2 separate regions of the Homo sapiens genome follow, and region 2 is linked to region 1. Evidence: read pairs that join two places in POLR2A ChIA-PET (ENCODE). Cell type or tissue: PC-9. All regions are shown on one strand. Each heading gives the region's core, and the rest is flanking DNA. Links, peaks and the distances in the headings are about the cores only.

The links. ChIA-PET counts read pairs that join two places held together with the same protein. Peaks named below come from ENCODE experiments on the same cell type or tissue, not always from the same donor. Only the 100,000 strongest peaks of a DNase experiment are listed, where the experiment ranks them.
Region 2: POLR2A ChIA-PET joins it to region 1 with 29 read pairs; 2 of 35 experiments call an interaction of 5 or more read pairs at or near these places.

Annotation. Positions count from the first base shown.
Region 1 is chr2:96,770,241-96,785,761 of GRCh38, reverse strand. All of the region lies in intron 1 of CNNM4 (cyclin and CBS domain divalent metal cation transport mediator 4), which reads right to left. Among named protein-coding and RNA genes, the nearest start is that of CNNM4, 17 kb to the right of the region's middle. RefSeq lists enhancers at 11,657-11,716, 12,437-12,566, 15,391-15,521. In PC-9, for the core only: no CTCF peak of the experiment used is centred there; no DNase peak of the experiment used is centred there.
Region 2 is chr2:96,910,318-96,925,838 of GRCh38, reverse strand. It overlaps FAM178B (family with sequence similarity 178 member B), which reads left to right. Exons shown (of 17, transcript NM_001122646.3): 10 at 2,256-2,349; 11 at 4,185-4,361; 12 at 4,577-4,674. It overlaps LOC101927053 (a long non-coding RNA gene), which reads right to left and starts at 6,733. Exons shown (of 3, transcript NR_110209.1): 1 at 6,396-6,733; 2 at 5,937-6,064; 3 at 2-1,795. RefSeq lists an enhancer at 11,916-12,603. In PC-9, for the core only: no CTCF peak of the experiment used is centred there; no DNase peak of the experiment used is centred there.

The DNA of each region.
Region 1 (15,521 bases), core at 3,230-11,229:
TACAATCATAGCTCACTGCAGCCTAGAGTTCCTGGGCTCAAATAATCCTCCCACCTCAGCCTCCAGAATAGCTGGGACTACCGGCACATGCTACCACGCCCAGCTAATTTTTTTATGTTTTCTTTTTTGAGACAAAGGTCTCATTCTGTGGCCCAGGCTGGAGTGCAGAGTGACACGATCACAGCTCACTGTAGCCTCGGCCTCCTGGACTCCACTGATCCTCCCACCTCAGCCTCCCAAGTAGCCTGGATTACAGGCCATCATGCCTGGCCAACTTTCGTATTTTTTGTAGAGATGGGGTTTCGCCATGTTGCCCAGGTTGGTCTCAAACTCTGGGGCTACAGGAATCCTCCTGCCTCAGCCTCCCAAAGTGCTAAGATTACAGGTATGAGCCACTGCACCTGGACTTCGGTTTTACTTCTTTAAATTTTTTCTGTGTTCATTCTATAATACATGTACTAGTATAACAGCACATGTACATAATTTTTGATTGAATGGAGGCACAAACTAAAAAGAAAAAAAAAGGTTTTAAAATAGGGGCAAGATGAAAAGCTTGAAGAGCTCCCTTTAGAATACCCCGTAAATGCTGGGCACAGTGGCTCATGCCTGTAATCCCAGCACGTTGGGAGGCTGAGGCAGGAGGATCATCTGAGGTCAGAAGTCTGAGACCAGCCTGGCCAACATGATGAAATCCTATCTCTACTAAAAACACACAAATTAGCTGGGCGTGGTGGTGCCCACCTATAATCTCAGCTGCTCAGGAGGCTGAGGCATGAGAATCGCTTGAACCCGGGAGGCAGAGGTTGCAGTGAGCCAAGACTGCAACACTGCACTCCAGCCTGGGTGACAGAGCCAGACTCTATCTCAAAAAGAAAAAATAGCCCCATAAAGATAGCTATGCCTCAGTTGCCTCTTCGCACAGGACATGGTCAACCTCCCCCTGCCACCAACCTGTCTGGGTGACCATGTTCCCAGGAGAGAGTTGCCCTACATCTACTGTCAATCCCACTCTTCCTAGGAGGAAGCTAAGGCCCAGAGAAGTCATGCCCAGGGTCACACCCCAAGGGGTGATCAGGCTGGGATACAGAAATGGGACTTCTGCTACAGATAGCCTTCTTCCTTTAATACAAGCCCATAGTGGGTGAAGCTATTGACAAACTGATGATGGGGACTCTAAGACTGGCCCCTCACCCTGGGGACAGGTCTTTATGCCTCTGATTTTCCATTTAGCTAGTAGTCTCTAGATTTTTAAGCTTTTACTATGGAAAATATCAAGCATCTACAAAAGTAGAGATAATAATCTAATTACACCCTCACCTAACAATTAACAGCTCCTCATGACCAGCCTTTCTTCCTCGCTACTCCCACTTGCTCTACTCACTGATTTTGAAGCAAAGCCCAGGTTTTATCTGTAAACATGTATACATTTTACCTGAAAATATTTAGTATTTCAATATGTATCTCTAAAAGATAAGGACTTTTTTTTTCTTTTTTTTTGAGACAAGGTCTTGCTGCCACCCAGGCTAGAGTGCAGTGGCACGATCCTAGCTCACTGCAGCCTCGACCTGCTGGGCTCAAGTGATTCTCCCGCCTCAGCCTCCTGAGGAGCTGAGGCAACAGGCATGAGCCACTGCACCCAGCTAATTTTATTTTATTTCATTTTATTTTATTTTCGTAGAGACAGAGTTTTTTTCTGATATCGGTAACAAAAGTGGAAGGAAGAAAACTAAGATCACTTATAATCCTGCCTTCCAAAGATAACTACTGTTAACTGTGTATTTTCTTTGGTGTTTTAAAATGGATATATATAGATAAAATATTTCCACCACAAATTGGATCACATATATTGTTTTGTACGCTGCTTTTTAAATTCTTTACATTCTTTGTATTTTCCCATGTCACTAAAAAGTTTTATAAAAAACAGAATGACTTCATAACATGTCATTGTACAGATGCATACACAATCCCAGTCCCCATTGGGCTCTTAAATTGTGCCTTCTCCCCGTTTTTGCCATATGAATATCCTTGTGTATAAATATATGTAACTGTATCTCCATGTCCTTAAGATAGGAGTCAAAGAAAGGGTTTTGTGTGTTTAACTTTCTGAAGTTCCCTAATAAGTCAGTTCAGACTTAATGCTTCCTAGAAGACACAGTCAGGACAATTAGGAAATCAGGCATCAGGAGACCAAAAATGGCAGGTTTCAGAAGCTACGGCTGTCAGAAAGCAAGGAGAAAAACAAGGAACTTGAGCCATCTGCTGAAGAAAAAGAACATGAAGTGGAGAGAGGAGTGAACTGTGTCCCACCCAGACGCTGGTCCCTGGGAGCAGGATCTCTCCGTGGCCAGGAGGTGCAGGGGGTCCCAGCAGTCCTACCAGCACCATCAGCGTCCTTCTGAGTTCAGACCCTTCCAGCAAACTGCTTCTTCCTTTCCACCCAGTCCGTATTCTCAGAAGCACCTCTGGCATTTTCTCCTGGAACTGCAGAGCTGGAAGCATGGCTCACAGCCATCTCGCCCCTGCCCCAGCATCCCCTACCAGAGGTGGCAGGGAACCCCTTCCCCGCTGTACCTTTGCTCAATTGCTTACAGAGAGGCACAGCTCACTCATGGCCTTGTGAGGCTCCATTCTTTGAACCTTTTTGGCAACCAGCTAATAATCCACAGGCAAATCAACCTAAAAGTGAGACCATTAATTTTTTTTTATTTATAATTTTTAAAATAGAGACAGAGTCTCACATGTTGACCAGGCTGGTCTTGAACTCCTGACCCCAAGAGATCCTCCCGCATTGACCTCCCAAAGTGGTAGGATTACACGTGTGAGCCCCCATTCCCAGCGTGGACCACTATTAAAGAGCCCACAGGTCCCATGTTGATCCTAAAGACTTAACCGAAATTCTGTTAAATACTTTGCTGAAATACATCTATTCTGGGACTAGCTTTCCATTGCACTAACCTAGTAATCCTACCCTCCCCAACATACACAAAAGAAATGAAAATTAGCTTTTTTTCCCCTTAGTAAACCCCAGTTGGTTCCTGGTCATCATATACTGTTTCCAAATGTTTACAAACTACTAAAATCATTCCAAGGAATCATTGATGTCAAACAGAGAGGAAAACTATAGCAACAGTTGAGGTGATGCCAGAGGCTGATACTGGTTGTTAGGTGTAGGAACAGAAGGGGAGGAAGAGGACAAGAATATTACTTGCTCACTATCAAACAATTATTTTTCCTGCCATTAAAGAAAAAAAAATGATATGGTATCTTTCTTCAGTTTAACAGCGGGAAAACAATTATAGTCTCATCTGTCTCATGAGCATAAATGCCAAAATTCTTTTTTTTTTTTTTTTGAGACAATGTCTCACTCTGTCGCCCAGGCTAGAGTGCAATGGTGCAATCTCAGCTCACGGCAACCTCTGCCTGTCAGGCTCAAATGATCCTCCCACCTCAGCCTCCCAAGTAGCTGGGACTACAGGCTCATGCCACCACACTCAGCTAATTTTTTTATTTTCAGTAAAGACAGGGTCTTCTGGGCTCAAGCAATCCATTCGTCTCAGCCTCCCAAAGTGCTGGGATTACAGGCATGAGCCACCACGCCTGGCCGATGCCAAAATCCTAAATAAAGATATTGGCAAATCAAATACAGTGGTGTGTAAATAGAATAATGACACTAAGTTAGTTCTACTCCGGTTATACAATAAATTTGGGATTAGCATTAAAAAATCAATCAGTGTATTTCAGAATAAAGAAAATAGGTTATTCAATCATCTCAACAGATACAAAAAGAGCATTTGGCAAAATTCAACACCTATTCATCATAAAAATTCTTAGCAAACTAAGGGGAGAAGGGAATTTCCTTGATCTGGTAAAGGAAATCTACAAAAAACCCTACCAAAATCATACAAAATGATCAACTTTGAAAGCCTTCCCAGGAGTTCCAGAACAGCCTGGGCAACATGGTGAAGACTAAGCAGGTGATTACCCAGTTGGGCTTTGAATTGTCCTTCCTCCAGGGAAGGGAGGGGTCTAGAGATTGGGTTCAATCCTGTGGTGAATGACTTAAATCAAACATGTAATGAGGTCTGGATAAAAACTCTGGACCCCAAAGCTCACTGAGCTTCCTGGTTGGTGAATACATTAACATATCTAGACAGAGTGCCCTGACACCACAGGCAGAGGGCATGAAGCTCCTCTAGGACCGACAAAGCCTCATCCTATGTGTATCCCTCAAAATAAAACTATAATCAGGTGCGGGCATGGTGGCTCAAGCCTGTGATCTCAGCATTTTGGGAGGCCAAGGTAGAGGATCACTTAAGCCCAGGAGTTTGAGGCTGCAGTGAGCTATGATTGTGCCACTGCGCTCTAGCCTGGGCAACAGAACAAGACTCTGTCTCTTGGCTGGGCATGGTGGCTCAAGTCTGTAATCCCAGCACTTCAGGAGGCTGAGGCAGGTGGATCACCTGAGGTCAAGAGTTCGAGATCAGGCCGGGCACGGTGGCTCACGCCTGTAATCCCAGCACTTTGGGAGGCTGAGGCAGGTGGATCACGAGGTCAGGAGAGCGAGACCATCTTGGCTAACACAGTGAAACCCCGTCTCTACTAAAAAACACAAAAAATTAGCTGGGCATTGTGGCGGGTGCCTGTAGTCCCAGCTACTCGGGAGGCTGAGGCAGGAGAATGGCGTGAACCCGGGAGGCGGAGCTTGCAGTGAGCCGAGATTGTGCCACTGCATTCCAGCCTGGGCAACACAGTGAGACTCCATCTCAAAAAAAAAAAAAAAAAAAAAAAAGAGTTCGAGATCAGCCTGGCCAACATGGCGAAACCTCATTTCTACTAAAAATACAAAAAAAAAAAAATTAGCTGGGTGTGGTGGTACGCGCCTGTAGTCCCAGCTACTTGGGGAGGCTGAGGCAGAAGAATTGCTTGAACCCAGGAGGCAGAGGTTGCAGCGAGCCAAGATCGTGCCACTGGACTCCAGCCTGGGCAATAGAGGGAGACTCCATCTCAAAAAAACAAACAAACAAACAAATAAAAACAAACAAAAAAACCTGTCTCTTAAAAAAACAAAACAAACAAAACAAAAACCTGTAATCCTAAGTGTAGCACTGTCCTGAGTTCTGTGAGTTGTTCTAATGAATTACTGAACCTGAGGTCATGAGAACCCCCATACACAGAGTCTGTTGGTTAGCAGTGCACAAGTGAGGCCGGACATGGTGGCTCACGCCTGTAATCCCAGCAATTTGGGAGGCCAAGGCGGGAGGATCACTTGAAGTCAGGAGTTTGAGACCAGCCTGGACAACACGGTGAAGCCCGTCTCTAAAAAAGAAAAAAAAAAAAAAAAAGGGAGAGCAAGTGGGCAGTCTTGGGGAGGGCAGAAACCTTAAACCTGTGGAATCCAGTGATGCTAACTCCAGGCAGCTGGCGCCAGAACTAAACTACAGTACACCCCAGCTGGGGTGGAGATGGAACAACCTATAACAAACTTTGGAAAATCAAATTTTAGAGCCCTCATTTATGATCACCAAATAACTAGGAATATACTCAAGAAAAGATGTGTAAGATTTCCACACAAAAATATTTTTGAAAGAAACTAAGAGGACACAAATGAAAAGGTCATCGTGTTCACAGATTGGAAGATTCACTACTATAAAATGTCAAGTCTGGCCAGGCGCGGTGGCTCCTGCCTGTAACCCCAGCACTTTGGGAGGCCAAGACGGGCAGATTACAAGGTCAAGAGATCGAGACCATCCCAGCCAACATGGTGAAACCCCGTCTCTACTAAAATACAAAAATTAGCTGGGTGTGGTGGCACGTGCCTGTAGCCCCAGCTACTCAGGAGGCTGAGGCAGGAGAATTGCTTGAACCCAGGAGGCGGAGGTTGCAGTGAGCCGAGATCACACCACTGCACTCCGGCCTGGAGACAAAGTGAGACTCCGTCTAAAAAAAAAAAAAAAATGTCAAGTCTTTGAGTTGATCTGTAGATTCAGTGCAATTCCATAAAATTCCCAGGTAAAAAGCTAAGAATAGCTAAGACAATCTTGAAGAACAAAAGGCTTAACATTACCAGATATCAAAACTTATAAAGTTACTGCAATTATGCCAACATGGTTACTGGAGCAAAGAAAAAGAAACAGATCAATTAAATCTAAGAGTCCAGAGAGACCCACATGTGCACCACAGTCCAGTGAGAAAAGGGATCTTCTCAATACAAAGTCCTGGGTATCATATGGATTTTTTTTTTTTTTTTTTTTTTGAGACGAGGTCTTGCTCTGTCACCCAGGCTGGAGGGCAGTGGCACAATCTTAGCTCACTGCAACTTCTGCCTCCCAGGCTCAAACAACCCTCCCACCTCAGCCTCCCAAGTAGCTGGGATCAAAGGTGCATGCCACCACGCCCAGCTAATTTTTGTATTTTTGGTAGAGACAGGGTTTCACCATGTTGCCCAGGCTAGTCTCAAATTCCTGAGTTCAAGTGATTCCATACAGCTTTTAAAGAAAGAATATTGGCCAGGCGCGGTGGCTCACGCCTGTAATCCCAGCATTTTGGGAGGCCGAGGCGGGCGGATCACGAGCTCAGGAGATCGAGACCATCCTGGCTAACACGGTGAAACCCCGTCTCTACTGAAAAAATGCAAAAAATTAGCCGGGCATGGTGGCAGGCGCCTATAGTCCCATCTACTCAAGAGGCTGAGGCAGGAGAATGGCGTGAAGCCAGGAGGCAGAGCTTGCAGTGAGCCAAAATCGCGCCACTGCACTCCAGCCTGGGCAACAGAGCGAGACTCCATCTCAAAAAAATAAATAAATAAAATAAATAAATCACCCAGTCTCACAAACCAGACTTAGACAGTAGATAAGGTCACATACATATTAATTAGCTTGTTGTACACCACAAATATATATGGTTTTTGTCAATTAAATGCTTAAAATAAAAAAGCTATGTAAAGGCTAAAATCCGCAGAGTGGGAGAATGTATTTGCAATACATATGTCTGATAAAGGGTTCATAAAAATTAACTGGGACAAGTGGCATGCACCTATAGTCCCAGCTACTGAGGAGGCTGAGGCAGGAGGATTACTTGAGCCCAGGAGTTCAAGACCAGCCTGGGCAACATAGTGAGACCCTCATATAAAAAAAAATTTTTAAGGCAATCCTGCTTACAATAGCTACAAAAAAAAGATACATAGAAATAATTTTTTTTTTTTTTTTGAGACAGAGTCTTGCTCTGTCGCCCAGGCTGGAGTGCAGTGGTGCCATCTCGACTCACTGCAACCTCCACCTCCCGGGTTCAAGCAATTCTCTGTCTCAGACTCCGGAGTAGCTGGGATTACAGGTGCCCGCCACCATGCCCAGCTAATTTTTTTGTATTTTTAGTAGAGACAAGGTTTCACCATCTTGGCCAGGCTGGTCTTGAACTCCTGACCTTGTGATCTGCCTGCCTCGGCCTCCAAAAGTGCTGGGATTACAGGCGTGAGCCACTGCACCTGGCCCCTAGGAATAAATTTTTAAAGGGTCCAGATATACATAACTATATAAAGAATATATAGAATAAATAATATATAAATAACTCCTAAACATGGTTAAGAAAAAGGCAGAGAGGGTAAGGCACGGTGGCTCACACCTGTAATCCCAGCACTTTGGGAGGGCAAGGTGGGCAGATCACTTGAGTTCAAGAGTTCAAGACCAGCCTGGGCAACATGGTGAAACCCCACCTCTACAAAATATACAAAAATTAGCCAGTCATGGTAGCATGTGCCTGTGATCCCAGCTACTTGGCGGGCTGAGGTGGGAGGATTTCTTGAGCCCAGGAAGTCGAGGCTTCAGTGAGCCAAGATCGCACTACTGTGCTCCAGCCTGGGTGACAAAGCAAGATCCTGTTTCAGAAAAAAAAAAAAGGCAGAGAGTTCAAGACCAGCCAAGGCAACACAGGGAAAACCCTCTCTCTACAAAAAATACACAAAGTTGGCCAGGCGTGGTGGCTCACTCCTGTAATCCCAGCACTTTGGGAGGCCAAGGCAGGTGAATCACCTGAGGTCAGGAGTTCAAGACCAGCCTGGCCAACACAGTGAAACCCCATCTCTACCAAAAATATAAAAAATTAGCCGGGTGTGGTGGCACACGCTTGTAATCCTAGCTACTCAGGAGGCTAAGGCAGGAGAATCACTTGAACCCAGGAGGTGGAGGTTGCAGTGAGCCAAGATCGTGCCACTACACTCCAGACTGAGCAATAAAGCAAGACTCTGTCTCAAAGTAGCCAGGTGTGGTGGCGCACAGCTGTGGTCCCAGCTACTCAGGAGGTTGTAAAGTGGAATATATTGCTTGAGCCTGGGAAGTTGAAGCTATAGTGAGCCATGATTGCATCACTGCATCCAGCCTACGTGACAGAGAGACTGTATCTCAAAAAAGAAATAAAAAGGCAAGGCAAACCTCCTAGAAAACAGGCAACAGGCCGGGCGCAGTGGCTCACGCCTGTAATCCCAGCACTTTGGGAGGCCGAGGCGGGCAGATCACAAGATCAAGAGATTGAGACCATCCTGGCCAACGTGGTGAAACCCTGTTTCTACTAAAAATACAAACATTAGCTGGGTGTGGTGGCGCGCTCCTGTAGTCCCAGCTACTCGGGAGGCTGAGGCAGGAGAATTGCCTGAACCCAGGAGGCGGGGGTTGCAGTGAGCTGAGATTGCGCCATTACACTCCAGCCGGGGCAACAAGAGTGAGACTCCGTCTCAAAAACAAAAAAAAAAGAAAACAGTTAAGACACAAATAAAAAGAATAGTCAAATGGACAATAAGCATATAAAAATGTGCTCAATATCATAATTCACTAGGGAAATCTAAATTAAAACCACAATGAGGTGGGGCGCAGTGGCTCACGCCTGTAATCCCAGCACTTTGGGAGGCCAAGGCAAGGGGATCACAAGGTCAGGAGTTGGAGACCAGCCTGGCCAATATGGTGAAACCCCATCTCTACTAAAAATACAAAAAAATTAGCCTGGTATGGTGGCTCATGCCTGTAATCCCAGCTACTCAGGAGGCTAAGGCAGGAGAATTGCTTAAACCCATGAGGCAGAGGTTGCAGTGAGCCGAGATGCATCACCGCACTCCAGGCTGGGCGAGAGAGCGAGACTCCATCTCAAAACCACAATGAGGGGGATGAAAAGAGGTTTATTAATGGGTACAAATATACACTTAGAAGAAATAAGACCTGGTGCTCCATAGATCAGTAGGTGATAATGGTTAACATTAGTCAATTTTACATTTCAAAATAACTAGGAGAGAATAATTCAAATGTTCCAAGCATAAAGAACACATAACTATTCAAGGTGATGAATATCCCAATTACCCTGATTTGATTACATGAATCTATCAAATTATCACATGTACTGTGAAAATAGCTATTATGTATCAATAAAAGTAAATTAAAAAAAAACACAATGGCGGCCGGGTGCAGTGGCTCACGCCTGTAATCCCAGCACTTTCGGAGGCCGAGGCAGGTGGATCATGAGGTCAGGAGATCGAGACCATCCTGATCAACACGGTGAAAGCCCGTCTCTACTAAAATATAAAAAATTAGCCAGGCGTGGTGGTGTGCGGCCTGTGGTCCCAGCTACTTGGGAGGCTGAGGCGGAGGAATCACTTGAACCCGGGAGGTGGAGGTTGTGGTGAGCTGAGATCACGCCACTGCACTCCAGCCTGGGCAACAGAGCGAGACTCCACCTCAAAAAAAAAAAAAAAAAAACCACAATGGCACAGTGGCTCTGGCCTGTAATCCCAGCACTTTAGGAGGCCGAGGAGGGAAGATGGTTTGAGGCCAGGAGTTCGAGACCAGCCTGGACAACAATGCAAGACCACATTCTCTATACAAATTTAAAAATTAGCCAGGCGTGGTGGCCCACACCTGTGGTCCCAGCTACTTGGGAGGCTGAGGTGGGAGGACTGCTTGAGCCTGGGAGGTGGGGGCTGCAGTGAGCTGTGATCATGCTACTATACTCCAGCCTGGATGACAGAGAGACAAAACAAAAACAAAAACAAAACAAAAACAAAACACAGTGAGACACAACCATGCACACACCTTAATGGCAAACATTAAACACACATACACATACTTAACAATACCAGAGTTGGTAGGGATAGGAGTGAACACTGATACAAGCACTTTGTAAAACTCTCATCTCTACCATCCCTGTGCCTTAGCAATTCCGTTCCCGGGCATATTCCTAACAGAAATGCCTTCATACGTTCAGCAAGAGACATGCACAAGAGTGTTCTTAGCAGCATCATTTGTAATAGTCCCAAACTGCAAACAATGCAATGTCCATCAACAATATTACTGGTTATATAAGGGAATATTATGACAGCAACCAAAAGGAATGAATGACAGCTACACACAGCATGGATGAAGCTCAGACCCTTAACATTCAGCAGAAGCCAGACACAAAAGTGTGTATATATGATATGATTCACTTACAAAAGTTTATAAACAGAAAAACTTTGACCCACAATGACTGAGGGAGCAGGGCAGGGACTGGGAGGGTGCATGGGGTCAGGGGTGGGCTTCCAGGGTGTGGATAATGTGTTATTACTGGAGCTCAGTGGCAGTTAGGGGTGTTTGTTTTGTGAAAAGCTATCAGGCTGTACCCTTATGATTTATGCACTTTTCTCTATATTATGCATCAACAAAAAGTTTACCTAAAAAAAATCTAAAACTGACAGTACATTTTTTAGCATTTTTTAGCCTGAACTTACTGGAATCTCCCAATCTTCTGGCTTTTTTTTTTTTTTTTTTTTTTTTTTTTTTTTTTTTTTGAGATGGAGTCTCACTCTGTCTCCCAGGCTAGAGTGCAGTGGCATGATCTCTGCTCACTGCAACTTCCACCTCCTGGGTTCAAGCGAATCTCCTGCCTCAGCCTCCCAAGTAGCTGGGAGTACAGGCACACATCACACCCAGCTAATTTTTGTATTTTTAGTAGAGATGTGGTTTTGCCATGTTGGTCAGGCTGGTCTCGAACTCCTAACCTCAGGTGATCCACTCGCCCTGGCCTCTCAAAGTGCTGGGATTACAGGCGTGAGCCACTGCACCCAGCCTGCTCTCTTTCTTAACAGCTACAATCTCACTGCAAGGAGACACTGCATAGTGCTTCAGAGCATGGCTGCTAGGGCCACACAGCCTGAGGTTGCCACTTAGCTGTCATGTGACTGGGAAAGACTGTTGGCCTCTCTAAGCCTCAGTTTCCCATCTACAGCACTTGGAGGATTAAATAATTATTTCATAAATGTTAACCACTAACACAGGCACAGGCATTTCCCCTGTTCGTTCTTTTTTTTTAACTTTTTAATTTAAAAAAAATTTTTAAACACAGGGTCTCGCTCTGCCACCCAGGCTGAAGCGCAGTGGTGCAATCATAGCTCATGTAACCTCAAACTCCTGGCCTCCAAGTGACCAAAGATCTTTGTTGCGGAGGCAAGATGGGGCTCCAAGGGAACAGAGACTCACCTGGTGGCCTCTTCCCTCCCTCCCTGAGACACCTGGGAGGCAGCAGAGGACCAGTGAAGCTGAAATGAAAACACGTGACTGGCAAATAGAGCTGTGCTCCTTCCTTCCCCTGCCCCCTCCCACAGGGCAGCCCTCACATGACGCTCCTGCAGTCGGAACATGGATGCGCTGGCGGTCAGGACGGTGGGTTTAACTCTCCCCAATTTGGAAGGGGGGAAAACTAAGTAAATGAGGTGAATTTCCTCTTTCACTTTCATTTTTCTCCCTTGAGCTCTGCCTTCTGTTACCCTGACTATATACACTGGGGTTCAGATAAGATGGCATCTGAATTAGCATATAATTATATAGAGGGTTCTTTTGAGCTCAGTTTATTTATTTATTTATTTTTAATAAGCTTTCTATATTTAATTAACTTTTTTTTTTTTTTTTTTAGATGGAGTCTTACTCTGTCACCCAGGCTGGAGTGCAGTGGCATGATCTTGGCTCACTGCAACCTCCACCTCCTGGGTTCAAGCAATTCTCCAGTCTTAGCCTCCTGAGTAGGTGGGACTACAGGCACACGCCACCGCATCCAGCTAATTTTTGTACTTTTAGTAGAGACAGCATTTCACCATGTTGGCCAGGCTGGTCTCAAACTCCTGACCTCAGGTGGTCTGTCCACCTCGACCTCCCAAAGTGCTGGGATTACAGCCATGAGCCACCGCGCCTTGCCATTTCATTTAATTTTAAATTTTTGTGGGTACATGGTAGGTGTCAGTGTATTTATAATTCCAAAAATGACACCACCCTGAACAGCAGGGCAGCCTGCCAACGGAGACAGTGTATGAGAACTGCTGTGGCCACAGGTTGGCATCAGTGTCAACTGGGGCACCTTTGGATAATAGCAATAATAATTTTAAAAATAACTAATATTTACAGCATGATTACGCAGTGCCGGGCACAGGGCTCGGCACCTTGCACGCCTTACCTCACTTAGTCCTCACCATGAGGTCTGAGGGGGACACAGTCTTCAATGTGGATGACCAGATCACTAGCAGCTGAAGAGAAAGTCACTATTTTGAGCATTTCATGAAATAAATCACACTGTACAAGCATTTACTAATTTTTGAAACTGACTTCTAACTCTTGGGAAAGTTTCATGAGAAATAGGTTTCGGTTTAAGGCAGGACTCCTGGTGACAGTCCATGTATGCATAAATGTGGGCGTTTGCGAGCCTGTGTGTGCACATGGGGGGTTAGCAGGTGGGTGTGAACATGTGTGAGTGGCCCTGCCTGTGCATCTGGGAGGTAGGAGTGTGTGTGTGTGCAAGTGTGTGAGAGCACCTGCCTGTGCCTTTGTGGGGGGTATGAGTGTGTGTGTGCGTGCATGGGTGAGAGCGAGCCTGCCTGTGCCTTTGTGGGGAGTATGAGTGTGGGTGTGTGAGCATGGGTGGGAGTGAGCCTGCCTGTGCCTATGTGCGGGTATGAGTGTGTGTGTGTGTGCGCATGTGTGTGTGAGCGCCTGCCTGTGCCTATGTGGGGGTATGAGTGTGTGTGTGTGTGTGCACGCATGTGTGTGTGAGCGCCTGCCTGTGCCTATGTGGGGGTATGAGTGTGTGTGTGTGTGTGCACGCATGTGTGTGTGAGCGCCTGCCTGTGCCTATGTGGGGGTATGAGTGTGTGTGCGCATGTGTGAGTGAGCGCCTGCCTGTACCTATGTGGGGGTATGAGTGTGTATGTGTGTGCACGCATGTGTGTGTGAGTGCCTGCCTGTGCCTTTGTGGGGGGTATGAGTGTGTGTGTGCGTGCATGGGTGAGAGCGAGCCTGCCTGTGCCTATGTGGGGGTATGAGTGTGTGTGCGCATGTGTGTGTGAGCGCCTGCCTGTGCCTACGTGGGGGGCATGAGTGTGTGTGCGCACGTGTGTGTGAGCACCTGCCTGTGCCTATGTGAGGGGTATGAGTGTGTGTGCGCACGGGTGGGAGTAGAGCCTGCCTGTGCCTATGTGGGGGTATGAGTGTGTGTGCGCGCATGGGGTGTGTAAGCGCCTGCCTGTGCCTTTGTGGGGGTATGAGTGTGTGTGTGAGCATAGGTGGGAGTAAGCCTGCCTGTGCCTATGTGGGGTATGAGTGTGGGTGTGCACATGTGTGGGAGTGGCCCTACCTGGGGTAGGGGAGGGATCCTCCTTGCACTGAGGCTCCAGGCTGCCTCCTGGCCAGAGACCAGGCGTTCCAGAGAGCCTGGGAAACCAGTCCTGCAACAACCCTACCCCTTCACAGTAAATCAGCCCTGCAGCATGGAAGCAATTCTGATCGTAACCTCTGGGGAATGCTCCAGCAACACCAAGTTTAACCCCCAGCAAAACAAACTAGCAGCTGTACACCCAGCCTCTGGGCTCACCTTCCCGCAGAGGCGCACAGCACTGCCCAGCCCTTGTCCTGGTGCAGATTCTCTGAGAGACTCCGAAAGGATGATGGGGATAAGGATTTAATTTCTTATCAGCAGGGAATCTGAAGAACCCATCTAAACTGTGTTCCAAAAAGCAAGGATTTCTTTCTTTTTTCTTTCTTTTTTTTTTTTTTGAGATGGAGTGTGGCTCTGTCGCCCAGGCTGGAGTGCAGTGGCACGATCTTGGCTCACTGTAACCTCCACCTACCGGGTTCAAGCAATTCTCCTGCCTCAGCCTCCCAAGTAGTTGGGATTACAGGCATGCACCACCACGACCGGCTAAAATTTTTTGTATTTGTCTAAAAAGTAGAGACAGGGTTTCACCATGTTGGCCAGGCTGGTCTTGAACTCCTGACCTCAGGTGATCCACCCGCCTCGGCCTCCCAAAGTACTGGGATTATAGGTGTGAACCACTGCATCCAGCCATGCTGTTTGTTATAAGGTTTTTGTTTTGTTTTGTTTTTAATAGAGACAAGTTCCAGCAATGAGATGTATCTCTTTTATGGCTACGGAAAAATAATAAACACTAATAACAAAATAAAAAAAAAAAAAAAGAAAATCATCTAACAGTGGAATAAGCACAGAAGTAAGGAGTCCAGGCTCTAGCCTACGACATAAGCCAGGGGCCCTTTATGGAGCTTCTGACCCTCTCCACGACAGTACATTCTGGTGAGAGGAGAGGGGTAAGCGAGGCGCAGGGCAGGCGTGGCAGCAGACACAGGGGCTGAGAGCTGTAGTGCAGCAGGTTGGAGCAAATGGCAGCTACCGGCCAGACAGCTGCTTCCCACCCCCTCAGCCGAGGGCCAGCCGGGTACCTCTGGAAATTCTAGCACCTTCACACATCTCAGAGTCAGTTCTGCTAAGGAGTTCCAAGAATCCCTAAGACCACAGGAAGGCTTTGAGACAGCCTGTCCATCCCCCACGGGCTGGGGAGAAGGAACCAGGAGGCTCTGCGAAAATCAGTCACCAAGGCAGCGACAGAGGCCTGGCCCAGGCTGCCTTTCCATACACACTCTCCATGGCTGCGCGGCCTTTCAGGAGCCAGCGCTCAGTGCAGGACAACCATGCTGGCCCCTGCCCTCAAGGAGACTGGAGGCCTGTAGTAGCGACTCCTTCAGAGGGGCCAGGCTTCCTTCCCCTCAAAGATGTCCTTGCTGTTCAGTCAACCAGGTTCATGTGGGAGGGGTGCAGAGAGAAGGCACCCAGGGATCCGCACCGCCAAGTCCGTCTAGAAAAGGAGGGGAAGCAGCCCGGGAGGCCTGAGCCACACCCCCAAAGCTGCTGCGAAGGACGGTGAGGCTCACCTCTCAGCCTTCGGGTCTTGTCCAAGCTCTCCCAGGGCAACACGTACCAGAGTGGAAAACGCCATGTCTACCCGCCCTAGCAAATTCCGCTGAAATGTCTTCCCAGACTTTTACTTACGAGACAGGCCTCCCCTTCCCAAGGGCCCCCTGCTGATCCTGTAGGGCCATTCCCTGATGTTGTGCTCCTGTGTATTCACCCATTTTCAAGGTTAAACATCTGCTCGGTGCTTCCCGTCCTGACCAGAGGTGAGCAGAAAAACACTGGAGCGGGATTTCCTAGTTAAAAATACGAGACCTTTGAAA
Region 2 (15,521 bases), core at 2,858-10,857, 140 kb before region 1:
ATGCCATGCAGATGGTAACTTTATTATTTTTTCAACTTTTGGGGGAAGAAGATGCGGAGACCTGGGTAGAGGCCAGTGACATGCCCCTTGTAAGGTTAATGAGTATTGAACGGTGTCTCCGAGACAGAAACCCAGTTCCTAGGTGCTGGCCACAGACCCTGGAGCCAGGCGTGGGACCAGTGAAGCTGCTTTGCTCATAAGAGTCCAATGGTGGGACCATCAGCTCACTCTAACCTGCTAAGCCCAGGAGGGGAGCAGGGATAATAGATAGGCCGTTGAATTCCCGGGCTGTGGCCCCTTGCTGGCAGCAGTGGTGGAGTTTCGGGGATCAGCTGATGCTGCAGCTCAGAACAGCAGCCACAGATGCCAGCAGTTTAGTCAAGTGATTCCTCTGAAAAGCGAGGATTAGAGGACCCCCATTATGTTGCCCATTAGTCCATGGGCTCACAAAGTTCTGGAACTCTGACCAGCCAGGCATTCACTTGGGAAGGCTGACATTTCTTTCCAAGGAGGACAGGGCTCTCCCCACAGCCACACTCCTCTCTGCAGCTCAAAAAACACATGTAACCACCTCACACCTTCAATGTTCCTTCTCCCCTTGGCAGCGTCTCTCTTCTGCAGATGTTTGTAGTCGACTCTGAGTGCCCCGTGCTGAGAAACCTGAAAGCACACCCACCTATGGCTGCGCGTGTTGCACGCTCAAGGCTGGTACGAACCAGAGCTTCCCCTCACGTACTGGCGCAGGCCCAGCCTGCGCCCAGATGTGCAAATGCCAGCCTTACCCATTCAGTTAGGGCCCTAATAAATGCTGAAATCTGGAAGAAGGACTGAGCCCAGCCACAGTTTCCACTCCCCCACCAAGTTTGGTTTGTCGGCACCAACTTCCTGGTACCTCGGAGACAGATCTCTCCTCCTTCCCCTCTGAGCCCAGCGCCAGTGCCAAGCAGAGAAGAGCAGAGACTTCACAGGAGCTGTAGGACAGTGCTCTTCCTCCCCTGTGCCAGGGGGCTGCCTGGAGCCTGCTGTCATCAGCAGTGTGGTTGTCATCAATATCTTCACTTACCACTGTTAGCAGGAACCTTAAGCCGTTTCTTAAGAGTGGAGAAGTGGGTGAGACAGCAGAGGGGACCCTCATCATAAGCTCACTTAACATACTTGAAATCAACAATGTACATTCGGCCATACGATGAAGGTGATCCCGCCCAGGCTCTCGTCCTGTGAGCGCGTGCCTGGGAGGGAGGCTTGTGGAAAGGGTGATGAGACTGCCATCCACAAAGCCCCACCGAGGTCCCCCTCACCGTAAGCATCTCACCACCCTGCGTGTGGCTTGATCTTTAAAGGGGGGGATTTTTCTTTCCCCAGCCCTGGTCTCTAACATCATCTGGTGCTCAGCCAGATTGGGTCCGTCACTCGGGGAAACTGGCCATGCAGGTCTTATCAGCAGACAGCACATCAGCTCAGGGTGACACCTTTGGAGGGGGTTTTCAGGGATGTTTTGTTCTGATTTCCCCCATACTTGCTGGCTTGTGAGCCAGCCCGTGTCAGCTACCACGTGGTGCACTTTGCAGTGTATGCAGGCTCACCCTTGTCGAACGGACCCAGGGAGAACTCACGGACTTTGGGGGGATTGGAAGTGTGATTTTCTGGTTTCCAAGTCCTGGAAAACTAAAGCTCGAGGCCTCACCTGAACGGTAGCATGTGGGAGCCAGTCCCCAAGGAGCCCCCCTCCATGTGTCCCCCATTCTTAGAGTTCACATAGTTCTGTAGCCTCCTCCTACACCAAGTCAGGTCGGCCCTGTGTGACCAGTAGAAGAGATGGGATGTCACTTTCGAGGTTAGGTTGTGGAAGGTTGTGGCTCTGTCTTGGGCATATTCTCTCTCCCTCTCTCTTTCACCACTGGCTTTGGAGAACCAGCGGCCATGTGGAGAAACTCTGTGGAGAGGCCCTGGGGCCTGTGGATCAGTGACCAGGTGAGTGAGCCGGGAGGCAGGCCCTCCAGCCTGTAGGCTCAGGTGACCGCAGCCCCACCCAACATCTTGAGGGCAACATCCGAGAGACCCCCGAGCCAGGACCACCCAACAGAGCTGCCCTGGATTCTTGGCCCTCAGAAACTCATGAGATCATCTGTGTGGAAGAATTTGCTGTGTCCAGCGGATGAGCAGCCTCAGGGCAGCAGTGTCCCACTTTGCGCCTCACTCCTGCCCCTGTGCCCCCTCCTGGGTTTCCCATCGTCACTGTTGTTGTCTTACCACAGGGTGCTTCCAGGCGAGGCTGGCCTGAATGAGAATGAGGAGCAGGACGCTCCCCAAGAGATTGCCTTGGACATCAGCCTGGGCCACATCTACAAGGTGAGTCAAGCCGCCTGCCTCATGCAGGGCACTCTCGGCTTACAGTTCAGACCCATTCAGCAGCTAAATTCCAGGAGCATCACGGAGAATCTCCGGCGAGCTCAGCACCATGGCAGGCACTGTGCTGGCTGTGGGCCGGATGCTACAGAAACTGTGTTATCGGACACGGGTCCTGATCTAGGCCCCAAGAGAGAGTTCTTGTACAAGAAAGAATTGGGGCCAGGCATGGTGGCTCATGCCTGTAATCCCAGCGCTTTGGGAGGCTGAGGCAGGTGGATCATTTGAGGTCAGGAGTTCCAGACCAGCCTGACCAACATGGTGAAACCCCATCTGTACTAAAAATACAAAAAAAAATCAGCCGGGCATGGTGGCGGACACCTGTAGTCCCATCTGCTCAGGAGGCTGAGACAGGAGAATTGCCTGACCCTGAGAGGCAGAGGTTGTAGTGAGCCGAGATGGCACCACTGCACTCCAGCCTGGGCGACAGAGCGAGACTCCATCTCAAAAAAACAAAAAGGCTGGATGCAGTGGCTCATGCCTGTAATGCCAGCACTTTGGGAGGCTGAGGCGGGTGGATCACCTGAGGTCAGGAGTTCGAGACCAGCCTGGCTAACATGGCAAAACCCCGTCTCTACACAAACTACAAAAATTAGCCAGGCGTGGAGGCTGAGGCAGGAGAATTGCTTGAAACTGGGAAGTGGAGGTTGCAGTGAGCTGAGATTGCACCATTGCACTCCAGCCTGGGCAACAAGAGAGAAACTCCATCTCAAAAATAAAAAGAATTGGAAGCAAATCCATAGAGTAAAATGAAAGCAAGTTTATTAAGAAAGTAAACGAATAGGCCAGGTATGGTGGCTCATGCCTGTAATCTTAGCACTTTGGGAGGCCAACGTGGGTGAATCACCTGCAGTTAGGAGTTCAAGATCAGCCTGGCCAACATGGTGAAACCCCGTCTCTACTAAACATACAATAATTAGTCGGGCGCGGTGGCGCGTGCCTGTAATCCCAGCTACTTGGGAAGCTGAGGCAGGAGAATTGCTGGAACCCGGGAGGCGGAGGTCGCAGTGAGCCAAGATGGCGCCACTGCACTCCAGCCTGGGTGACAGAGCAAGACTCTGTCTCAAAAAAAAGTAAAAGAATAAAGAATGGCTACTTCATAGGCAGAGCAGCCCCAAGGGCTGCTGGTGTAGTATTTTTATGGTTATTTCTTGATTATGTGCTAAGTAAGAGGTGGATTATGAGTTTTCTGGGAAAGGGGTGGGCAATTCCCAGAACTGAGGGTTCTTACCCTTTTTAGACCATATAGGGTAACTTCCTGACATTGCCACGGCATGTGTAAACTGTTATGGTACTGGTGGGAGTGTCTTTTAGCATGCTAATTCACTGTTATTAGCATATAATAAGCAGTGAGGCCGACCAGAGATCACTCTGGTCATCATCTTGGTTTTGGTGGTATCTGGCCAGCCTCTTTACTGCAACCTGTTTTATCAGCGGGGTCTTTGTGAGCTGTATCGTGCCAACCTCCTATCTCATCCTGTAAGAATACCTAACCTCCTGGGAATGCAGCCCAGTAGGTCTCAGCCTTGTTTTACCCAGCCCCTATTCAAGATGGAGTTGCTCTGGTTCAAACGCCTCTGACAAGCACACTCTCCACACCTGTGCCTGCCACCCAGGACCCTGCAGGGGCCTCACTGTTTCCTGAGCTCCTACCCAACATGGCCGCGGGGCTCACAGTACCATCCCTTCTGCCTAAGTGTCTCCCAGGGAACTGGTCCTCGAAGTACTCTCCCGTTCCCCCATGCCCTGGCCACCCCTGCCCTCTTTTCTCTCTCCAGTTTCTGGCGCTGTGTGCCCAGGCCCAGCCGGGGGCCTACACTGATGAGAACCTCATGGGACTGATTGAGCTGCTGTGCCGCACCAGCCTGGACGTGGGGCTCCGCCTGCTGCCCAAAGTTGACCTCCAGCAGCTTCTCCTCTTGCTCCTGGAGAACATCCGGGAGTGGCCAGGGAAGGTACTAGACGCCCAGAGCCTGGTCCTCATACAGCTTCATCACTAGGGACCAAGGTGGCCCCTAGAGTGCCCTGGGTGGGGATGGCACTGCCTGGAGGTCATCGGAATGTCCCTGATCTCCGTGACTGCCCACTTACTCCCCTGTGCGGGCTGGGTGGCGAGAGCAAGGGGAAGGCGGTGTCCTCCTGTAGCCCATGGGGTGCCGTTCTCCTGCAGCTCCAGGAACTGTGCTGCACCCTGAGCTGGGTGTCTGACCACCACCACAACCTGCTGGCCCTCGTGCAGTTCTTCCCAGACATGACCTCCCGGAGCAGGTGCGTGCTGCTCCCCCGCTGCCTCCTCCCTCTCACACGCATCTCTTCGGGGTCTTGTAGGGATCCAGAGTCCTCCCCATCAGCCCCAACAAACCTCCCCTGCCCAATTTCTAATCCCCAGGAGGGAGAACTAAAAATATAACTCACTAATGAGTTCTTTACAAATGAAAAAAAGCTTAATTTTCTTAACATGGTCTTATTAGCAAAACAATTGCCTTGTGCAATTAGCTCCTGCCTGCAGGGCCCCCACTCTCCTTTCTTTGGGGCTCCCTCCCCAGTCTTCAGCTCCTCCTCGTCATTCAGACCTCAGCTGAATTCTGTCCCCTGATCACCCGACTCCCACTCGCACACTCTCGATTCATCCTTCTGTTTTCTTTTCTGCCTAGCATTTACCCATGCCAGAAATTATGTTACTCTTTGTTTCCTTGTTTATGGCTGTGGCTTTCCTCGAAGTTACCTCTACCAGAACAGCTACCTTGTCAGGGTCACTGCCATATTGTCCCAGATCTAGAACAGTGCCTAGCGTGCTGTTCGGCGCTCTGTAAATTTTTTTTTTCTTCTTCTTGAGACAGAGTCTTGCTCTGTCACCCAGGCTGGAGTGCAGTGGTGCGATCTCGGCTCGCTGCAAGCTCCACCTTCTGGGTTCACGCCATACTCCTGCCTCAGCCTCCCGAGTAGCTGGGACTACAGGCGCCCGCCACCACACTTAGCTAATTTTTATATTTTTAGTGGAGACAGGGTTTCACCGTGTTAGCCAGGATGGTCTCAATCTCCTGACCTCGTGATGTGCCTGCCTCGGTCTCCCAAAGTGCTGAGATTACAGGCATGAGCCACCACGCCTGGCCTGTAAATTCTTTTCGAATGAATGAAGTGGGTAAACAAACTCAGCCCAGGAGGAGATAAGGCCCATTGGCTGAATCTGGCCCGGCTTCTCTCTCCACTTTCCTTCTCCCACTTTTGGCTACGGTCTTACAGGATTGCCTGCCCTTTCCGGAGCAGACCACTCCCATCCACTCGCCTTGCTCTTCTCTCTCCCTCTTCCCTTCTCTTTCTGGGCCTGTCCCTTTGCAGCTCCTCCTGCCTAGAATGACTCCTTTCCTACCCCTCAACTTTGGCAGACACCTCTGTGTTACCCTCCACTGGGACCCCTTCCCTTCCCCTGCACTGTTCCAAGGGTGGTCTCTGGGAGCCGGCTTGGAGTTTGAATCGCCTCACACCCCAGGGCCCAGCCTGGTAGAGGCTCTGCTTGTTGACTAAGTTACCTTCAGTTGTCCTGGGCTCCGCTTCAGTGCTGAGCAGGCAGTCCCATCTCTTTCTGTCTTTCCTGGGAATCTGGCTGGCAGAGAGGCAGCCTGTGCACAGTTGGGAGAGGGCAGGTTTCATCCTCTCTCTGAAAGAATGGGACTTCTGGAAGCTCTGTCAGAGGACTCCAGGGGCCTCAGTGAGGGAGGCTGCCTGCAGCCCAGCAGCCTGGTATTTCTTCATGGGATGGAGAGGCCGACCCTGCCTCCTGATTCCCTGTTCTCCCCAGACCGCCCATCCACTCTGCTTTGCCAGCTGGAAATTACAGTCCTAGAGGTTTCTGCCATCCCCACCTGTTACCCCTTTCGTCCCTAAATCCTGTCCTTTCTGCCTTCTGTATCCTAAATCCAACTCCGTGACAGCCAGGACCATGTCTGGCTCACGTAAATCAGTCACCTCCTTTCATCTCACCGGCTCACCTGGAGGGTGGCAGAGGCATTTCTTCCTCTTCTCCAAAGTCTGCCTGCTCTGTAGATGCCTGGGGGTTCCTGTGATGATCACGTCTCTGCCTTACCATGCTCCCCATTGCCTGCAGGGCCAGGTGCAAATTCTTAGGCTGGTCCCTAGGCCCCCTCATCCACCTCGTCCAGCCAGTTTCTCATTTGCTCCATCCAGGGCATGGTGTTTGTGGTTGTTTTTCTCACACATACACACAATAAACCTCACTCTTTTCACAGCTGCATAGTATTTCCCTAGTGTGTGTGCCACTGTAGTCTCCTAATGTAGCAGGGCGACCACAGTCCAGAACCCCTCAGACACCAAGTTGTGGAAGGAAAGGGCTTTATTCAGCTGGGAGCATTGACGGGCTCACGTCTCCAAAAACCGAGCTGCTTGAGTCAGCAATTCCTGTCGCTTTTAAGGGCTTACAACTCTAAGAGAGCCCGCGTGAGAGGGTCGTGATCGATTGAGCAAGCCGTGGGTACGTGACTGGGGGCTGCATGCACTGGTAATCAGAATGGAACAGAACAGGACAGGGTTTTTCACAGTGCTGTCCCGTGTAATGTCTGGAATCTATAGATAACATAAACCGGTTAAGTCAGGGGTCAGTCTGTAACTACCAGGCCTGGAACGCAGCACTGGGCTGTCTGACTACTGATTTCATTTCTTTCTTTTCTTTAACTCCTACTTTTTCTTTGAGGCAGAAATTGGGCATAAGATAACATGAGGGGTGGTGTCCTCCCTTACTAATACTGGACATTCTTCCAGTGACTGTTTAGTGTCTGTGCAGATATTTCTATGAGATAAATTCCTTGATGTGAAATTGCAACCCTAAAGTATGTAAAGCTGGACCTATTAGTAACACCACCAAATAGGTATGAAAGTGCATATTTTTCTGCATTCTCATTAATACTACATATTCCCAGTTTTGTTTTTGAGTTTTAGTCAATCTGGTGAGTGGAAAACATCATCCTGTGGTTCTAATTTTCATTTCCCTGATTGCCAGTGAAACTGAGTATCTTTTCATGTATTTATTGGCCTTTTGTGTTTCTCTTACTGTAAATTACCTTTTGGTATTTCTTACCCACTTTCCTATCAGTTAATTTATCTTCTTATCAACTCTGTTGATCTTCATGTTGCTTATTATGTTACAGTATGTTTTCTCCAAAGGTTATATAGATTGTCCTTTTTAAATCTTTATGTATGGTACCTTTCAGTGAACTGGAATTTTTTTTCTTTTTTTTTTTACTTTTTCAGTCCTTTTTTTTTTTATTTTAGAATAGATTTAGATTTACAGGACAGTTTTATGGATAATGCAGAGAATTGATTGGGATTTTTGTGTAATGTAATCTTTCCATGTGGAAGACGAAGGGTTTCCCCACCAAGACCATAAAGATAGTGTGCTTTCTTCTCTTTCAGGACTGGCTTTACTTTGTGTCCATCAGCTCTTAATCCCAACTCAAATCTGTTTGTCCTTGGTATGAGAGAAGGATCTAACTTGATTTTTTCCATCCCCAAACAGCCAGTGGGGACCCAACGTCAATTTTTCTGCCTTTTGTTTTGTTTTTTGAGAGAGGGTCTCACTCTGTCACCCAGGCTGGAGTGCAGTGGTACCATCATGGCTCACTGCAGCCTCGACCTCTTGGGATCAAGTAATCCTCCTGCCTCAACCTCCTTAGTAGCTAGGACTACAGACAGATGCCAACACACCCATCTAATTTTTAAATTTTTAGTAGAGACAAGGTCTCCCTATGTTGTGCAGGCCGATCTCAAATCCCTGGGCTGAAGTGATCTTCCCACTTCAGCCTCCCAAACTGCTGGGATCACGGGTGTGAGCCACCATGCCTCAGCTTTTTGGTCTTAATAATTCATCCTTTCAAGACAGATTTGAAGCTACCTTCTCCATATCCTAAGTTTATGACTTCACTCCTTCATCTGCTAGCCATGTTAAACTGTGATTTCATGAATCAGTGTCTTTTGTGGAATCTGTGGGTAGCTCCAGGGCCCATGGCAATTGCCCTTTAAATGCCAGGAAATGAATGAAACAGAGCATCTTGCGCCTGCCTTTCAGGCAGCCACGTCAGCAGGGTGATGCTTTGTGCCAAGAGCTTTACTAGGAAGGAGGGTGCCTTATCGGGATCAGTGTTATTGATTTTATTTTTCTAAATAGATAAAAGCATTCAAATAAAACAAAATTCGTAAGGTACCAAGGAGTACCTTTTTGAAAGTACTCCTTTCAAATTTGATGTTGAAAATGCGCTTCTTCCCCTGAGCCAGAGCCACCTGGCTGGCCGCCAGCCTCTGTCTGCGTGTGCACGTACCCGCCGTTTCCGCACCTTCTTTGCTCTTCAGGGTGTGTTCTGGCCGTCATCCCTGATTGGGTTGTAAAGGGCTCCTAATTCTTTTTTCCTGCCGCGTTGTACTCACTGTGGGTCTTCAGTGAGCTGCTGCTCCACTGTGCTTCCCGCGGCGGCCACAGAGCTTACTGGCTGCCTTCACTGGTGGCTGCCCCACTGGGCTCTGTGCCCAGACTGACCCCAGGAAGAAGGGCAGATTGGTGTACGAAGGGCTGTCACACTCTTTGTCTGCTCGACTGACTGGTTAAGCACAAAGCGAGAACTCCTGCTGACACTCATGCAGTACACCCGCAGCCCCTGCCTCAGCGTTCAAGACTTCATGGGATGCACTGCAAATGTAAGGAAGAGCTGGGCCTAACCATGAAAAATGAAAGTGAATACTAAGGCAGACCACCTGAAACAGAGCCAAGGGGAAGAGGAGGTTCTTGGAGGAACATCCACCTTGGGAGGTGGCGCCATTGGGGCAGCTCAGGCAGCTTTGGGAAGAGCAGCATGCCATCCCCACTTCTGTTCAGGGCTCCTGCAACTGCTTGCACTCTACTGAAAGCTGATGTCCCAGGCTCTGGGGATCCTCTTCCTTCACTGCCTGCGGCTATTCATTAAACATCCTGTGTGCGCTGCTTCAAAGCAGAAGGTCAGATGAAGCCAGCTCCCGCAGGCTGCCTGGTCAGATGGAGGAATGGACAAAGCCTGCGTAAAACGGCTCACGAAACCAGCCCTGACAATGACGTAGAGTTCCTTGCCTGGCAGACCAGAATCAATCCGAAAGGACAGTGCTGCCCAGTGTTGGCAGGATGTGAGGAAACAGGCATATGCTTCCCTGCTCATGAGATGCGGTCAGTAGTCCCTCTGGAGGCCAGTTTGGCAAAATCAAGCAAATGACTTTAAAATGTGCACACCCTTCAAAAAGCTAGATCGTTTTCTGGGGAACTAGATGGCAAAGATTCATTGACAAGGATGTTTGGCATAGCAATGTCATGATAGTGAAGAACTGGAAATTGCCTCAGTGCCCCACCATCGATTCAGTTCTGCCCGTGCTACGGAGTATTATATGGTACCTAAAAATGATGTCACAGGAAAATGGGAAAGTTAATGAAATACGCTGAGTGGAAAAAAGGCTTTGAAGCCATATGTAAAGTGTGATGCCAATTCTGTTTAGGGGAAAAGAAAGGCCATCTTTGGGTGTGAGGTTAATAGGAGTGTTTTTGGTTGCCTAGGGCTTATTTCCCCCTTTCTTTTTTTCTTTTTCTTTTTTTTTTTTTCCCACTCTGTCGCCCAGGCTGGAGTGCAATGGCACAGTCTCAGCTCACTGCAACCTCCGCCTCCCGTGTTTAAGCGATTCTCCTGCCTCAGCCTCCCAAGTGGCTGGGACTACAGGTGCGTGCCACCACACCCAGCTAATTTTTGTATTTTTAGTAGAGACGAGGTTTCTCCATGTTGGGCAGGCTGGTCTTGAACTCCTGACCTTGTGATCTGCCCGCCTCGCCCTCCCAAAGTGCTGGGATTATAGGCGTGAGCCACCGTGCCCATCCTCTTATTTCCCCTTTCTAAAGACCCTGTCGGCCTCCAAGCTCCTGCTCTTACCCCCACAGCCAGTTCTCACCAATTAGCCAGAATCACTTCTATTTAATAAGTTTTTAAAGTTTTGTTGGCTGGGTGCGGTGGCTCACACCTGTAATCCCAGCACTTTGGGAGGCCGAGGTGGGTGGATAACTTGAGGTCAGGAGTTCAAGACCAGCCTGGCCAACATGGTGAAACCCCGTCTCTACTAAAAATAGAAAAAAAAAAAAATTAGCTGGGCATGGTGGCATGCACCTGTAATCCCAGCTATTCAGGAGGCTGAGACAGGAGAATCATTTGAACCCGGGAGGCAGAGGTTGCAGTGAGCCGAGATTGTGCCATTGCACTCCAACCTAGGAGGCAGAGTGAGACTTCGTCTCAAAAAAAAAAAAAAATTTGGTTATAGATAATTTCAAGACATATACAAACGTTGAGAGGCTAGTAAAATGGACTCCATGTACCCATTTTCCATCTCAGCAAACACAGCCGTGGAGACTCCTCCTTCCCTCACCCATTGCCCCCCACCCCTGCCCCACATCATTGTGAATCAGAGCAAATGATTAGACTTATTTTATTCAGTACGTGTCTCTAAAAAGATAAGGTCTTGGTGGTTTGTTTGTTGTTGACAGAATCTCTTTCGCCGAGGCAGGAGTGCAGTGGTGCCATCCAGGCTCACTGCAGCTTCGACCTCCTGGGCTTAAGTGATCCTCCTGCCTCAGCCTCCCGAGTAGCTGGGACTACAGGCATGCACCATCCCACCTAGCTAACTTCTTTAAGTTTTTGTAGAGACAGGATCTCCCTGTGTTCCCCAGCCTGGTCTTAGACCCCTGGGCTCAAGTGATCCTCCCACCTTGGCTTCCCAAAGTGCTGAGATCACAGGCATGAGCCACAGTGCCCAGCCCTTGGTGGGTATTTTAAAACATAATTACAACATTATGATGACACCTAAAACACTGAACCATAAAAGAACTGTCATAAGCAATTGAGTCACTTCCCTGCTCCAGAATCTTCCAAGACTTTGCATCATCTTGGAAGGAAGCCTGGAGTCTTTAAGGTGGCCGCTAAGGCCCCTTTGCGGTGTGGCCCTGCCCTCTGCTCTTCTTCTCCCTGTCCCTGCGGTGCACTGGGCACTTGTGTCTTGATGCCCACCCTCCCTCATGCCCGCACGTTGGTAGGAGACTCCCCCCTTCTCATCATGGTGGTCTCTGCTCACATGTCACTGCCTCAGAGAGGTTTCACCTGATCCTTTTTTCCAAATGAGCTGCCACCTCAGGGCTCTGCACAACCTCCCTTTCCTTCATTTTTCTCCACGGACTACCAGGACCAGAAGTGAACTATGACCAGCCCTCCCCATGAGTATGAGCTCCCTGGGCGGGAGGGCCCCGTCCATCTCCCCCATGTCTGCATCCTCAGCACCCAGAACAGAGCGTGGACTAGAATATCACGGGTGCTGAGTAAATATTTGGCAAATAAGTAAAAGCCAACAATGTTTGGCTCTCTTCTGATCTCTTCCTGTGATGGAAATACATTGAGGTTTGCGGGGGGTGTGGGCTTCCTTCCTGTGTTGAGGAGGCGTCTTCCTCGCACCCTCCTCTGCACAGAAGCCGGGAGTCAGGCACTCCTTTGTTCCACCTCTGGGAGCGAGACCCAGGCCTAACCACTTGGATGCTCCTGAGGAAAGGACTCAGGGACGGCAGTCCTCACAGGCTTTTCTGGCCAGGGACCCTGCTGCTCCACACCCCTTGGCCAGGTTCTCCATCTTCCTGTGAATTCTGGAGCACCCCAGGATCCTCTCAGTGTTCTTATGTCTGGAGCAGCCAGCCAAGCAGGTTCTGTGTGGCCACCAAGGAGGAACTGACTGATGGAGCGGAAGTGCAGACAGGCTAGGGAGAGAGCAGCCTCACGCTCGTCAGGTCCTTGCGCACTGGGGATAAGAGCTGGGACAGGCGCAGATGCACCGTGGCTTCCCTCGAAACCCTCGTTTCCCTCCCATTTTGTTCACTTCCTCACTGTGGGGCCAGAGGGCCCCACCTTTCCTTCTCCCCTTACCACTGCCCGGCCCTGGGTCAGCTCCTGGACCCCTTCTCCACTGTGGACTCCCTGCCTGCCTGTTCTCAGACTTGAAACTGCACGGCCAAACAGTGATGCCACATGCATGTCCCTTGTCCCCACCTTGGCTCTTGACCCCTTCAGGCTGCCCGGAGCCACAGCGAGTTCCTGGCCAGCCTCCTGGGGACCTTAGCAGACTCCATGCTTCCTGCTGCTGAAGCCTCTGCACTCCCAGCGAACAGCCACCCCCACTAGACAAACGCAGTGCTCTCAGTTCTCACCTCCCTGCTGCCCACTGCACCCTTAATTCTGGATCCTGGCAGTCCTGCCTCTCCCAAAACCTTCTGCAGTCATCCCTTATTCTTGTACCGTTTGCTTTTTGTTCACTAGCTTTCTCTGCAGCAAATAAATGCGTTCCTGCGTCTCCTACCTTAAAACAGCCGTTCTGTCTCCACCCACATCTCCCTCGAGCTCCTGCCGCAGCTCCAAGCTTCCTCCCCCAGTTCTCTTTCACTCATGGCTGAATCCTGCCCACCCTCGGGCAGGTTGGATTCTTCGGAGCTCAGAGTGTCACAGAGAGCTCTCACTGTGGGCGGGTGAGGCCAGAAGGTCTGGAAGGAGGCAGTCAAGGCCCAGTCAACCTGGAGATTTCAGAAGGGCACCAAACCTGGAGGAAGGAACAAGAGGCAAGATGAAGGTCGCATCCGGAGCCTGGGCTGGAGCTGGGAGGCAGACAGCAGCGTGAAGGTGGGCGGCGGTCAGGCCATGATCGCCAGGAGGGGGACATGGCTGGAGAGGACGCGGCTCCCTCTCAGGTGGGATGTCTGAAGGACCTAAAGGGCCAGGAGCTGAGGAGACACCTCTTGGGGCACCAGGCACTCCAGCCAAGCTGCTCCGTCACCAGGGACCTCTCGGGCTCTTCCTGATGAGCAACCAGCACTTCCTTCCCTGGGCTTCCCAGGGCCCTCCTGGCTTCCTCAGCTGCCCTCAGGGATACCCCTCCCCCACCAGCCCTCGAGTCTTGGTGGGCCTCAGGATTCCACCCTAGCCCTTACTGTGACACAGGCCCATGAAGTCGGGGGTGCTAGGTGCCCCCCACTTGCCCCGATCCAGGACTGGGGCACTCTTTCCACTGCTGGGGGTGGCAGAGGAGTCACCTCTGCCAAAGGTGGTCACCTTACCAGGGCTGGGCCCCTTCCTTGGCAGCAGCCCAGTGCTGAGACACAAAGATCTTCCCCGTTGCCTTAGTTGAGGATGTCTCCGAAGGACCCTGCTGGCTCCGGAGTCCTTGTGGGGTCAGCTGAGGCCTTCACTGGCTGCGTGGCAGCCTGGTTTCCTTTGTCTCTCCCCGCATAAATTCCCTGCATCCTCTCTCCCTACGTAAATTCCCTGCTTGCTAATATCCATTTCAGAGCCTACTTTCTGGGGAAGCCAGCCTGAGACACCATCTCATCTGCACCCGAGGCCTCAGCTCCAGGCACATGCTAGCAGCTCCCAAATGAATACCTGTGGCCAGACTTTGCTGCTGAGCACCTATCTGTGTGGCACATGTCTGGGATTCAGCATGTGGGAAGCAGGAGTCACCGCCTTCCCAGGAGGACCCCTTCCCTGTCTTCCATGGCTCCATGAGTGGCACCAGTGTCTGCCCACTGCCCAGGCCTGGAGTCCTATGGACAGATTCGGTGCCCTGGAGCTCCCCAATCTCCCACAGTGCTCATTCCTCCTCACCCTCCCTGTCGCTGCCTTGGTGCAGCTCTTCCTGCAACCCCCTTGGATTTCCGCCAGAGCATCCCACTGTCTCTTTCCAGGCTTTCTCCACCAGCTCCACCTTGTGCTGTCCCGGAGTGTGACCGTCCTTCAGATGCTCATGTGTTCGCATTGCTGATGTGCATAAAATCTTTCAGACTTTCCCCCTCAGGGTGAAATGCCACGGTGCAGCCTGGGGTTGGAGGGCATTGGTGCCCCCTTTCCCAGGCTCACATGCCACCCTGCTCCCTGCAGGCTTCCACGCTTTTGCCGCGTCCTAGAACTTGGCAGCCACCCCAACTCAAGATGATCATTTGCCTCCAAGCTTTTCCGCATCTGTCTCCTCCTGGAGAGGCCTCTTCCCATTGTCCTCCTCTGCCTGGTTCACATCTCTTCAGCCTCAAGACGAGGCTCCGGCCAAGGCATCTCCTCTTCGAGCAGCCCTTGTTGCAGGCCCATCAGGCTGTCCCCCTCACTGACGCGGGCCGTGAGCATCAGAGGGACAGGTGCTGTGGCCGTACTCCCTGAGTCCACAGAGCCTGGCATGGCAGGGGGACTCACTCAGCACACTCGTGCTTTGTCTGCTTCTGGAGGGTAGATTTCAAAGAAGCATAAAGAGGTAGAACTTAAAAAAAAAGATTCTAGGGCCAGGCACGGTGGCTCACACCTGTAATCCCAGCACTTTGGGAGGCTGAGGCAGGTGGATCACTTGAGGTCAAGAGTTCAAGACCAGCCTGGCCAACATGGTGAAACCCCGGGTCTACTAAAAATACAAAAATTAGCCGGGCATTGTGGTGTGCACCTGTAGTCCCAGCTACTCAGGAGGCTGAGGTTGTTGTAGTGAGCCAAGATCACGCCACTGCACTCCAGCCTGGGCGACAGAGCAAGACTGTCTCAAAAAAAAAAAAAAAAAAATTAAGAAGAGAGATGTCTCAGGTGGGCTGGGAGATCTTGCACTGAAGCTTTGAATATGGATTACAAAGGAGCCCAGTGAGGAAAAGAAGGGAAGCATTAAAGGCTGCAGGGGCTCCCCTCAGAGCTTGTTCGTGGTCTCAGGTTTGGAAAGAAGGGCACCAAAGTAAGGTAGCCGGACAAACGGCGTGGACCAGCGGGAGTGTTGTTGGGAAATGCCGAAGGCCATAAAAGGAGTTTCTGTGTAGTTACTTTTGAAGCAAGGAGTGCGGTTTGGGGCTGACAGTAAAACGTTAGCCCTGATGCAGACGGAACAACACTACACAATTCGTATTTTGCTTTTGCCGTCTTTGTCAAGGAGAACAGTTTTTCATTTGGAATCAAATATTGGTCGTCGAAGGGGGTTAAAGCCTAAGAGAGTGTGGGAGGCTGCATGACCAACCTCACTGTGCAGAGGAGGCCGTCTCCCCGGTGGGACGGCGT